Regions from separate parts of the Homo sapiens genome. Here region 1 is linked to region 2. The links are chromatin loops, found by intact Hi-C in ENCODE. Cell type or tissue: HepG2. All regions are shown on one strand. Each heading gives the region's core, and the rest is flanking DNA. Links, peaks and the distances in the headings are about the cores only.

Region 1 (2,500 bases), core at 1-2,500, 880 kb before region 2:
CCTGCCCTCATTCTTAACTATAGTGAGTTCATTTTATTTGACCTCTCCTATGGTCTGACTATCCCTCCAAAATTAATTTGAAATCCTATCTCCCAAGATAATGGTATTAGAAGATGGGGCCTTTGGGATTTATTAACTCATGAGGACAAAGCCCACATGAAGAGAATTAGTGTCCTCATAAAGGAGGTGCCAGAGAGCTTCCTCCCCATTTCCATCATGTGAGGCTATAGTGAGACCTGTCTCTAAAAGGAGGCAGAACCTCACCAGACACGAAATCTGTTAGTGCTTTGACCTTGGGATTCACAGGCCCCAGAATTGTGAGATATGAATTTGTATTGTTTATAAGCCATCTAGTCTGTGGTACTTTATTATAGCAGCCCAAATGGACTAAGAGAACATCCAATGTATGTTAATTGGAAGACTTTTTAACCATGTGACAAAATCTGAACTTTTGCACAACTCAACAGAAAAAATCGTCTCATAGTTGAACCATAGAAAAGTGAGGATAAAAATATCCTCAGGTAGAATTGGAGGCAGAAATTCTAGAATCATTGGGACTATTTCTTTCTGACTCTATTTCCCACTCCTCTTTTGTGGATTGGCCTCTTGCCTGTATACCATTTTCTCCACAAAATTGAACCTTGATCACTAGTAAGTTCAGGCTCACATTTTCACAACTTTACAACTAGAAAAGGATGGTCATCACAGCAAGCTCCCAGGAGAAAATTTTTATAGATCTGGCTTAGATCATGGACACACACTACAGCCAATCACTGTGATTTGGATGGGGTTGTAGAGTACAAAGCTACTATTACATTTGTGCCATTCTTATAGAAAAGTCATGGGTGTGTATATTTATTACTATGATTTTCCAGCAGATGTCCGTGAAATGAGTTATTCTCTCAAAATATGTATATTATGATAATTTTCTGATAGTTGGAAATTATGTATTTTTAGAAAGTGATTCTATTTTCAAAATTAATGCAAAGAAAGACAACATATGAATTAGCAGTCATCCTTCATGGGTCAGTAACCGGTAGTGAAGAAGTATAATGATTCACTCAAATTGGATAAAATTGCCTACCCTGCGGCCTATTTCTTCCCCCTCAGAAGGTGACATACCTCTGAAAAAATAAAAACTATATATATATATATATATATATATATATCTCCACCATATAGTATTTATATTGGATTATTGTGGGCAGCAAGCCACCCAGGTGCCAAGGTAAGAGACCGAGGGCACAAGCTGTTCCAGTATCATAAAGAAAATATATAGAATAAGAATAGTTATACTAGAAATAGAATATAGATATGATTACATATGAATATTATTAATCATTAATTTGTAGCATTACTCTTTATTCCAATATTATAATAACCTCTGTTCTACAATTATAACCTAGGAAAAACCAGACCATACAGAGATAGGAGCTGAAGGGACACGGTGAGAAGTGACCAGAAGGCAAGAGTATGAGCCCTCTGTCACGCCCAGACAGGGCCACTAGAGGGCTCCTTGGTCTAGCGGTAACGCCAGTGCCTGGGAAGGTGCCAGTTGCCTAGAGGACCTTGGTCCAGCGGTAGCGCCAGTGCCTGGGAAGGCACCCCTTATTTAGCAGACGGGGGAAGGGAGTCTCCCTTTCCCCGGGGGAGTTAGATAAGACTCTGCTCCACCACCTCTTGTGGAAGGCCTGACATCAGTCAAGCCTGCCTGCAGCCATCTGGAGGCCTAAATGTCTCCCTGTGATGCTGTGCTTCAGCGGTCACACTCCTGTTTCACTTTCACGTTCCGCTCTATACACCTGGCTCCGCCTTCTAGATAGCAGTGGCAGAATTAGTGAAAGTGTTAAAGTCTTTGATCTTTCTGAGAAGAGTGTAGAAGAAATAATGACGTAAGCTGTCCTCTCCCCACCTCAGCTACCTAAAAGGGAAAGGCCCCCTGTCCGGTGGACACGTGACTCACGTGACCTTATCAATCGTTGGAGATGACTCACACTGCTTACCCTGCCCCTTTTGCCTTGTATACATAAATAGCAGTGCGGTCAGCCATTCGGGGCCACTACTGGTCTCCGCGCCTTGGTGGTAGTGGTCCCCTAGACCCAGCTGTCTTTTCTTCTATCTCTTTGTCTTGTGTCTTTATTTCTACGATCTCTTGTCTCCGCACATGAAGAGAAAAACCCACAGGCCCTGTAGGGCTAGACCCTACGGATTATATACTTTACTTTTATCTCACAGATGGACATTTTTTAGTTGTTTTTGCTTCCCCAAATTAGCATCTATCAAGTCCTAGATTTGGCATTCAGTTTACCCATGCCAAGAGCCACCAACCCCCTCATCCTTTCCAATCTCAGGCTCAGGTCCCATCTATAAATATCTCACCTCAAACATCCCAGTCCTCTGTTGAACTGCCTACCAAAAGAGCAAGCAATGCTCAAACGATTACTCCATTTCACTCAAGTTTTTAGGAATTACCACTTGTCCAGAAACCCTGAGGCCAGTG
Region 2 (10,195 bases), core at 3,529-6,028:
TTCTACGAATTATTGACCCAGATTCTTTCCACTGAGTCTCTAGTTAATAGTAAATTAGGTGTCTGGGGAGATGCATCCATCATTCCGGGCTATGAAGGCTCTATGCAGTGAATAATAGCATGTGAGTAATGCTGCAACTAGGCAAATATGAACACCAGTTTCCCAGGAGAACTTAGTTGTGACAGCAACTTAAGTAATTTCTTGCAAAAACAGAAATAACAGGCTGAATGAAGGTCGGCTTACAGGGGTTGATGAATTAGTATTAGTGCAAGAATTTTTGCTAGCTACTCCCATTAAAGATGTTACAGTTTTCTTACTCCTGGGTGTTTAAATGTGTTGTCAGTGATTGAAATTGCTAGAAATCTGACTTCCAGATAGCTTTAGGAGGCATACTTTAATTGCTCTGATCTTCATATTTTTTCTTTATAAAATGAGGAGGTTGGATTATGTACCACTGAAAGTATTTATAACAGGGAATTTAATGCACAGAATGAGTTACACAGGTTACAGAAAAGCTGAGAGCCAAATGGGATGATGCAGTAACTCAGACATTACCTACAAAAGGAAGCCACTACAACCACTAGGCTGGAGAACAAAGAGGGAAGGTGGTATTGCTGGAGTTCAGGAGATTCAATCATCCAACAAAGGCTTGACCCATGCTGGGCCTGTACAATGGGAGTTGGAGCCACGGGATTAATGTGCCTGCTGCCAGAGAATCAGCCCAAGGCAGAAAGGAAGAAGGAGAAATACCCTGGCTTCTCCCTTCTGCTGTATCCCAGCCTCCCTCCAATCTCTAACCAGTGCCTCCTACTGGCTACACTAAGTGAGAATCCAGCTAACACAGGAATTTGATAAACAACAGCCTTCATGGCTCAGCCCCTTTGTGAAAAAACACAGCAGGGAAAAAACAAGAAAAGTATCTGAGGACAAGCAGGTCCTAGACAACCATAGTCTAGATCAGAGGCACTGACAATTTTGTAAGTAGCAGGTCTTATGAAAATAAAAACACAAGTAGGAGGGCTGCTTGAACTGATGATAGTCATAGTTAGAGAAGATCGGTGATTGGCATATAAATATGGAATTTTACTCAAATATAAGACAAATGCATACCAAAGCTTATTCATATTCACAATCTATTCATCAAATGGGTCTGGTATAATTTTAGCTGAATTAAATAGTTCAAAATTATGTAATTAACAAAACTCATTTCCATCCCATCTGTAACATGAATCCTGGCAGCAGCCAGCTATACAACAGGAGCTAGTTTATATGCACGCTCTTGTTTGGTCATTTTTTAATTGAACCAAAATTTTCAGGCAGCCAGGACCCAAAGATCAGGTGGCTGTGCTGGTCTGAGAGCCTCTTACTGGCCAAGACACCAAGATTCCTTCTAGTTGCAATGGTCTCCATTCCTCCAGGCTAAGTAATGGTGCCTGGACCATACACTGAGGGAAGGCTTCCAGGAGATTGAAGGGAGGTGGTCACACCTGGTCATGTCAACATTGTCAACCTCCACCAGGCCACAGAGCACTGACTCTTGGTTGGGAAATTCTTTAAGCCTGGTTCCTACAATCATGCAAACAATTCAAAAGGGTCCCGGAAGAGTTAGAAGAACTTCCTGGAGCAGTGAGCACTTACCTATCCCTAGCCCTTTTGGGGGTCAGACTTCTAAAGTGAAATCTTTGGGTGTCAAGAAGAGCTAAGCCAAAACTAAAATTCCTCACCGATTCTGTTCATTGTTGTTTTTTTTTTTATCGAGAAGCCTGCTTGACACTACACATCAGCCAACGTTCTGAAAGCATGCAGTTGAGGCATGGTACTTCTTTTTGTTTTATATATGCATCATTTTTTATGTTCCCAAAAAAGCATATGAATTAAAAATTATCTGCATAAACATGAACTTACGATTTTTTCTATATGTCCAAGGAGAGCATATAATTTTATGAATAAATGAATGCCCCATCCCCATCCTTCAGGTTCTACCCCAAAAAAGCTCCTCCTCTTCATCCAGAATTCCAGCCTTGAGATGACACAGCAACTGTGGCTCCAGGAGGGCAATAAACACCTATTAGTGAGATCACAGGCAAACAAATTTTCTTTGTGCCTTAAAAAATATACCCTCATGCATCCCAGTGCGCTGAACACAAGAATTTAGAAACAGTATTTAGGAGTAAATACTGTTTGGCCAATTATCAGGTTAAGGAGAGAAATCTATGAATCTGGGAAAATTAATTTGAGAAACAGTTGTTTTTGTTTTTGTTTTTTAAGGAAGGCATTTATTTAAGGCAACATAAGAGTCTGTTTACATTTAACATTTTAATAGTTGGAAGGTTAAGATTTTGAATCAAGTATTATTGCTATTCAACCAGAAGCAATGGATTCTGTTTTAGTGAACTTTACCCTTTCACAGGTATTTAAGGAGCCTGTTACAATGTCAAGCAATGAACATTTTCCTGAAAGGAAGCAAAAGACATAAGAATTAACTCTAAAAAATGGCACTGTGTCACAGGAGAGCAGCCTGCCCATCTACCCTCGGGGGAGTTAAAAAGGCAGAAAGAGCAGATAGTGAGTCTGAAAGGACAAAGAGGCACCTCAGGACTCAAATTTCATGAAAAGTTCGCTCTGCAGAAAAACAAGAAGCCAATGCTGATGAGAGGACTTCAAGTTGGAGTTCTGCAGCTGATTTCTCTCTGTTCTTTTTTCCCTGTTCTTTGTTCCCTTTTCCTCCCAACTTCATTCTCTTCCCTGCAGGATGCAGATAATTAACAAGTGCCTATAGATGGAAGGTCTTGTAATCATCCCTTAATGGCTTTTCCAATTGTCAAAGTTAACAAGAATCTGGAGTTTTCTAAACCAGTTCAACATACAGAACAGAAAAAAAAAAACAAAACCCACCTTATTCTTAAGACTACTGAGGATGACCTTTTCACAGTTAAATGTGTTGTCTTCAATCTTGTGCTGCTATTTAAATAGCTTCTTCTACAGAAAATTGTCCCTTTGGAGAAAGTGCTGCGATTTCCCGTTTGAGGGGTTAACAAAGCACTTTAAGGCAATTGATCTCAAAGTGAGAACAATATTTCAGCAGCCAAAAGTAAAAGTACACACTACCTTTGACAAAGACAGCTCCGGTGTGGACACAGGGGAGAAAGCTTGGTTTGAAGAAAACACAAGGAGGAAAGGTCAGCATAAAAAGGCACTAAGCACCCATCTTTCTACCAGATAGGAAGTTAAAATACATAATCTCATAAGGCAAAAGGAAAAACTTTAGGTTGTCAGACCCAACTTTCCCAACCTAGGCGTCAACGGTACTTTTTACAACAGATGTTCTCAGCAATGGGGCCATATTGTATTCACCTGGGAGCTTTAAAAAAGAAATCTGATGTCTGGTTCCATGCCAGATCAATGAAATAAAAATATTTTAGGCTAAGGGGCAAGCCTTGGGAAGTTTTTTAAAAACTAGCAATATAGGTGAGGGAGGGATAAGATCCACTGGACTCCAATGCCTGCCTTGATCCAGCAGCTACATCATGGGCACTTCTGGTGACAAGGAATTGACTACCCTCCTAAAAATTAATTCCTTTTAAAGACCATTCTAAAATCATTCTCATTACTAAAGGTTTTCCTTATGTTGTGGCTAAACCTGCTTTTCTGTAACTTTCGCCAATTTTTTCCTAGCTCGGCCCAAGAAATCTACATGATACATTTATCAAATTTGGAAATGATACAAACCTGGAGGAAATTTTTTGATAACACAATGAACAGTCTGAGGGCAAATCTGAGGTCAAATTTAATAAAAATCTAACAGATATCTACATCCTATATTTTACTCAGGGCTAAGAAACAACTCACCAAGAGAGGATAGGAGAGAAAGGGCTTTAGCAGCAGAGTTACACGATAGATTTCCAGGGTAGGGATGGAGGCTGGGTGGGTGGCGACGTGGCTGCTGAAACCACCCATGTCTTCCCAGCCTGCATTCACAGATGTGCCATCTCCAGAAGAGGGACGCATCAGAAACATACTTTCAGTAGGGTACTAAGGTGACCATACTTCAAAAGAGAAAGAAAAAAACAGGGGAGAATGAACACAATGGTGAAGGGTTTTGAAAGATTTCAAATAAAGAACTACTAGGTGAAAGGCAGATGAAAAAGAAAATATTAAAATGAGGAAGAGGAAACCAGTATTTGAGTATATACTCAGTGACAGATGTCTTTATACATTAATTCAGGTAATCATCAGAACAGCCTCTGGGGTTACCTAATTATCTAACAAGGAGATGTTTAAATGGCCTAAAGAGATAAAACTAGGAAGAGGTGGGTGGGCCTGAAGCTTGAAAGAGACATATACAGCTTCATCTCTTTTCTTCTTTTGTTTTTGTGTCTCCATTGGAGAAGGGTAAGGCAATTATACTCCTCAATTAGTGGGACTCAGTTCTTTGGTTCATGCAGAACCCCTTTCTTATTTATTCATTACTTACTTTGTTTTTTCACATGCATATTTGTTAAATCTCTATGCCCCACTAGCATATTCTTTCCTCTTCATAGGTAACAATGTATATTATTTGTATTAGTCTGTGTTGCTATAGAGGAATACATGAGGCTGGATAATTTATTTTTTAAAAAGAAGTTTATTTGGCTCACAGTTCTGCAGGCTACACAAGAAGCAGATGCAAGCTTCTGCTTCTGGTGAGGGCTTCAGGCTGCTTCCACTAGTGGTGGAAAAGGAGAGTTGGTGCATGCAGAAATCACGTGGTGAACAAGGAGAGGTGCCATGCTCTTTTTAACTACCAGCTCTCAGGAGAACAGTGAGAACTCACTCACTCTGCCCCCTGGAGGTCATTAATCTATTTATAAAGCATCTGCCCTCATAACCCAGACACCTCCCACTAGGCCCCACCTCCAACACTGGATAACAAATTTCAACATGAGATTTAGAGGGGTCGAACAAACCAAACCCTAGCATTCTTTTATTTGCATACTTTCTTGTAGAAATTTTGTACGTAGTATGTAAATTTTCTTTTCATATACTTTGCCGTTTTCCACTAGGATTTCTACCTTTTTCTTGTTATTTTAGTTATCTGTGTGTTCTAGGTATTAGTCCTTTGTTGGCATTAGAAACTTTACTTACAGACTACTGACATTCTAATCTTTGTAATAACATTGCCCAGATATAATCAAAATCAACTTTTCTTTCTTATGGATTTTACATTTGAATTATTATTTACTAAATCTTTCCCCATCTTAAAGTCACAAAGATATTATCCTACATTTTTCTTTAATTAACTGTATGGTTTTAAGTTTTACATTTAGATCTTTAATTCATCTAGAATCCACTTTTATAATGTGGTGTTATGATAAGATCAATCTTTTTTACTCCATTTAATGAGCCTGTTTTTCTATTAGCATTTACTACAAAATCCTTCCTCTCACTGTTGACTTATGGTACCACCTTCCTATTATATAAATTTCCAATCAATATGAATTCATTGTTGAGCTCTCTATTCAGTTTCAGTGACCTATTTGACTGTCCTTGCACCAATATCACACTGTTTTTATTGTGTACCATGGCTGCTTTGTAGTATGTCTTAATACCTTCAAGGGAAAGTTACCCCATATACTCTTCTTTTTTCAAAACTGGCTTACTACGAAAAAACTCTAGAGATCTGCTGTACAACATTGTGCTTAGGTTAGCAACATTGTACTGGACACTTACAATTTTGATAAGAAGGTAGATCTCTTGTTCACCACAATAGAAAAAAAGATTGGTTTGCTATTTTTTGACTTTCATTATTCTGTAAAATTTTATAATAAATGCCATCATCAAAAATGTCCAACTGGAATTTTTATTGGGGTTAAACTAAAGATTATAGAAGAATAACCCTTATTGCATAAGTCATCTTATCCAAGAGCATGAAATGTCTATTTATTCAGATTATCTACTATGTCCTTTATTTATATTTTAAACTTTTCTTCACAGAGAGCATGTATATTCTTGGATAAATTAATTCCTAGATTAAATCTGTCTTGGAGGACTTCCCATACATGGGCTGATATAGAAATGACATCAGTATAACAGCCTCTGGTTTGTGTGGATATTTTTCCCAGCACATTAATATCATGTGCTACCCAGCAACAGCCACTGTACGTGAAAAAGCTAGCCCAGCTGCCCTTTGACCCCTCCAGTCAAGACCCCTTACTGTCTTGGTCGTCCTCCATCTGCTTCAAGTACCTGTTGTGTAGCAGCCAGCACCTTCTTGGCACTTGGTGGGTAACCTATGCCCTCAAATTCTGAAGTCCCTGTTTCTTCCCAGCCAGTTGATGTTCGCCTTCCCATAGTAGCTCAATCTGTTCATGTTCTCAGGGAACACCCCCAGGGAAGTAGATTTCAACTCAGTCAAAGAAGGACTTTCTGACCCAGCTATCTTGGGAGGGAGCAGCTCCCAAGTAGTAGTGACCTCACCCCAGGGAAGAGGACATTCACTCAGCCTGGTCAGAGAGAAGCAACACCTGCAGTGGCCCAGAAACCGACATGGTGATCTCTGCAGTCACTTCCAACTCAGACATTTGGTACATAATCAGGCTCCAGGTGTCTCTTTTCATCTCCAAGCCTCACATGCAAAGATGCACTCTTCTTCTATGTGCCTCAGTTTCTTCTAATCAGGAGGTTCCAGTTTGATATTCAGTCCCCACCCACCACACTCAACCACACTCAGATACCTGTATCCAGCATTCCCTGGATTTTGCTGTCCCAGTGCTGCCAAAGACGTGCCTTTGCTACAGATTTCTTCAATAAATCCCTATTTTTAGTCCATGATCTTGAGGCTATTCTTGATCCCTCTATACTTCATCTATAAAATGGAGATATTATCCCTAAAGCATTGCCTTGAAGATCGTATAATATATAGAAACACTTGGCTTATTGTTGAAATATTAGACCCTCTTCCCTTCAATTTTTATCCCACTTCCTGCCTTCCAATGTCTAAATCTTTTATATTCTCATTGCTTAACTATAATGAAGGTTTTGATCCCGTACTCTAAAGCACAAATATTTTGGCCTGCTATGGGAAAAGGTAAAGGTATCTTTACCTAGTTGGATAACTATATATGTGTGTGTGCATGTGTGTGTGTCTGTGTGTGTGTATAACTATATATGTATGTGTGCATATATATATAACTATATATGTATGTGTGTGTGTATTATATATATAGAGAGAGGGATATGGATATGGATAGATAGATATAGATATAACTATACATGGCAAATATATATGTGTGTGTTTATGTTCTACAAGGTTAAAAACCAGCTCTCAGTTAAGAGCTAGCCTTGTTTTTTGACTACATTTCTAATTATGGTTTGTTGCTTGTCATTTATTTCCTATTGGTGTTGCTGAATGGACTTTTACCCTGAAGCTTCATTTGTTAAAAAGAACATTAACATAAAAGAATCTTTACTAGAGCTCCAAGGAAGAAACATTACTCCATTTTTTTTCTAGACATCTAGTAGCAGAAAGCATGTATTTTATTTAAAAAGATTCAAAAGACTATTGTTTATAAAAATGACATGAAAATCTGATTTATGTTTCATTTCTAAAGCACATGATGAGAAGAGTAAGTCACAAAGTGGACATATGAAGAATTGAGGAAGCCTTTCTTAGTCCATGTCTGATATTATATCCAGCCTTCTAAAAAACAATTTGTGTGTTCACTATTTCAGAGCAGTCATGATAGGGAATCAATTCAGCCTAAAAGGATGCTCCAGAAGGAATAATTATTTCAGCATTTAATATACATAGAAAGAAAAAAGTCATTTTAGAAAATTAAGTGCCCCATATCCCAAAGGCAAAGCATCTACAAAGTGATATTTTTAGTTTTAGATATGGTTTCTCCTTTATACAAAAAGGCTCTCATTTTCAAAAGCTTAGAGTTTGGCTTGAAGTCAGGTTTTCTTGTTTATTTGCCTTTACTTTTGTATCCTTTTTATTCTGATGTTAACCTGTAGTCAAATAGCTTACTATTGTTCACATGAATTTTTCCTTGGAGAAAGGGAGAGAACATTCTTACCCATTACCCACATCACAGCCACTTAATAAGGGCTGGTTTCACTGATGAAGAAAAACATTCATAAAAGTCCATATTCCAGTTGGAATTCCTTACATTACCATATGAATCAACCTGAATGTGAAGAACAACATTACGTGTATAATGATATGCAAGAGGGGTTTCATATTTAATCCTTATGCCATCAGATTCCCAACCATGGACCTGTAATATAACTGATTCAAGGGTGAAGGACTAAAAACCCCATTACTCTTTTCTACCATTAATGTTGTCTATGAGCTGGTACGGAGATAAAAATGTGATTTCTACTAATGGAAACTGCCTCTACTGAAATTCAACAATTTGATGGTAATCAACCATCTGTATTTAATTTTATATGCTTCATTTTGATACAAAATTTTATTTACTCTCATCGAATAAATTCCCTTTTCATGTTATCAACTTGATTACCATTAGTCAGGTCTGTGTCTTGGTGTTTCCCAGAATCACTCTTTTCCCCTTTCTTTCTTAAGCCAGTACTTTCTTTCTTAGGTTCAGAAGTATATTATTATTATTATTATTATTATTATTATTATTGTAAAATTTCTGACTCAGATGAAAGCCTAATGAGGAAAAATATAATCATGCTTTCTAAAGGCAGATAAAACTGCTCACCAGGTCATGATTCCTCTGTAGCACAAGCTTTTTAAGAGTTCAACACTAATTAGCAATTCAGTAAGTCCCTGCACATCTTAAAACATCTCCAAAATCATAGGGAGGTGAAGTGTCTGATATTAGCTTTCACCACTGCAAATACTTTAATAGCTTGTGAACAATTCAGAGAGGCTACAACGTGTCCTCAATGAGCTCATGCCTGAAATGGGGACTGCAGAATGACAGGAGTAAGGATAAGGCTAAGACTGAGAGAAGATAAGGCTGAGACTCATGTCCCCTTTATAGCCAACTTGATTTATCCCTTCTCATTTCAAGCCACTTACAAGTACACTTAAAATATAACTTAGGCTCTGTTACAGTCCTTGGCACAAAGGACATTTTGTATGAGGCACTGTTATTTTGGTCATGAAGCAAAATTATGTATTGATTACCTTGTGTCTAATCCTGTATGTAAGATAGCTCAGGTAGTAGTCATGGGTAATCTTTATTTAAAAAAAAAATCCTTTCTGGAACTAAAAGTAGATCTGCCATTCAACCCAGCAATCCCACTACTGGGGGTATCTACCCAAAGGAAAAGAAGTCATTATATTAAAAAGACACATGTACACTCATGTTTATAGCAGCACAATTTGCAATGGCAAAGATGTGAAAACAACTTAAGTGCCCAGCAGCCAAGGTATGGATAAAGAAAATGTGGTATATAACACCATAGAATACTATTCAGCCATGAAAAGGAATGAATTAATGGCTTTTGCAGCAACTTGGATGGAGTTGGAGGCCATTATTCTAAGTGAAGTAACACAGGAATGGAAAACCAAGTACCTTATGTTCTCACTTCTAAGTGGGAGCTAAGCTATAAGGAAGCAAAGACATACAGAGTAATATAATGGACTTTGGGGACTCAGCATGGGGATGTTGGGAGGGTGCTGAGGGATAAAAGACTACGTATTGGGTACAGCATACATTGCTTGGGTGCTGGGTGCACTAAAATCTCAGAATTCACCACTATAGAACTCATCCATGTAACCAAAAACCACTTGTATCCCCAAAGATATAGAAATTTTAAAAATTCTTTCTGAATTATCTTCTCACAACAAACACAGCTTAAGACAGTATCAAAGCACATTAACAATTAGAGTTAATTTATAGCAAAGAGCAAGGATTTAAAAACACAAGCACCCATATTAGGAATCATAGCTCAGCTGTTTTACGTATGCAACCCCAGTCTCTATATAACACAACCAGAGATAAAAACTCAATTGTTACAATATCCAAATGAGGTGACCATCCTAGCACCTAAGTACAAAGAGAACATGTGCCAGCCTTCCTAATTTACACTTGCCTTCTCCGAAGCTCTGAGACCCCCTCCCCAGTCGCATTTGGAGAAAGGAAAACTTCATACTCCAAAGCCATTACATTTATTTCCATAGGCCAAATACAGCAAGGATCCTCTGTGCTTCAAAAGCACACCTCGGGCTTCCCCTCAG

Evidence for each region. Hi-C counts contacts between places; a loop is a spot of excess contacts. Peaks named below come from ENCODE experiments on the same cell type or tissue, not always from the same donor. Only the 100,000 strongest peaks of a DNase experiment are listed, where the experiment ranks them.
Region 1: it touches region 2 in a loop (19-fold over the local background); 2 of 110 quality-filtered maps call a loop at or near these places.

What each region holds. Positions count from the first base shown.
Region 1 is chr5:120,457,468-120,459,967 of GRCh38, reverse strand. No RefSeq gene overlaps it. Among named protein-coding and RNA genes, the nearest start is that of PRR16, 5.6 kb to the left of the region's middle. RefSeq lists an enhancer at 1,539-2,108. In HepG2, for the core only: a CTCF peak has its summit at 1,510 (motif pointing right); DNase peaks (open chromatin) are centred at 1,527 and 1,957; H3K4me3 peaks cover 671 bases.
Region 2 is chr5:119,573,739-119,583,933 of GRCh38, reverse strand. It overlaps LOC107986444 (a long non-coding RNA gene), which reads right to left and starts at 4,590. Exons shown (of 3, transcript XR_001742859.2): 1 at 3,850-4,590; 2 at 1,906-3,149. RefSeq lists an enhancer at 4,653-4,722. In HepG2, for the core only: no CTCF peak of the experiment used is centred there; a DNase peak (open chromatin) is centred at 4,813.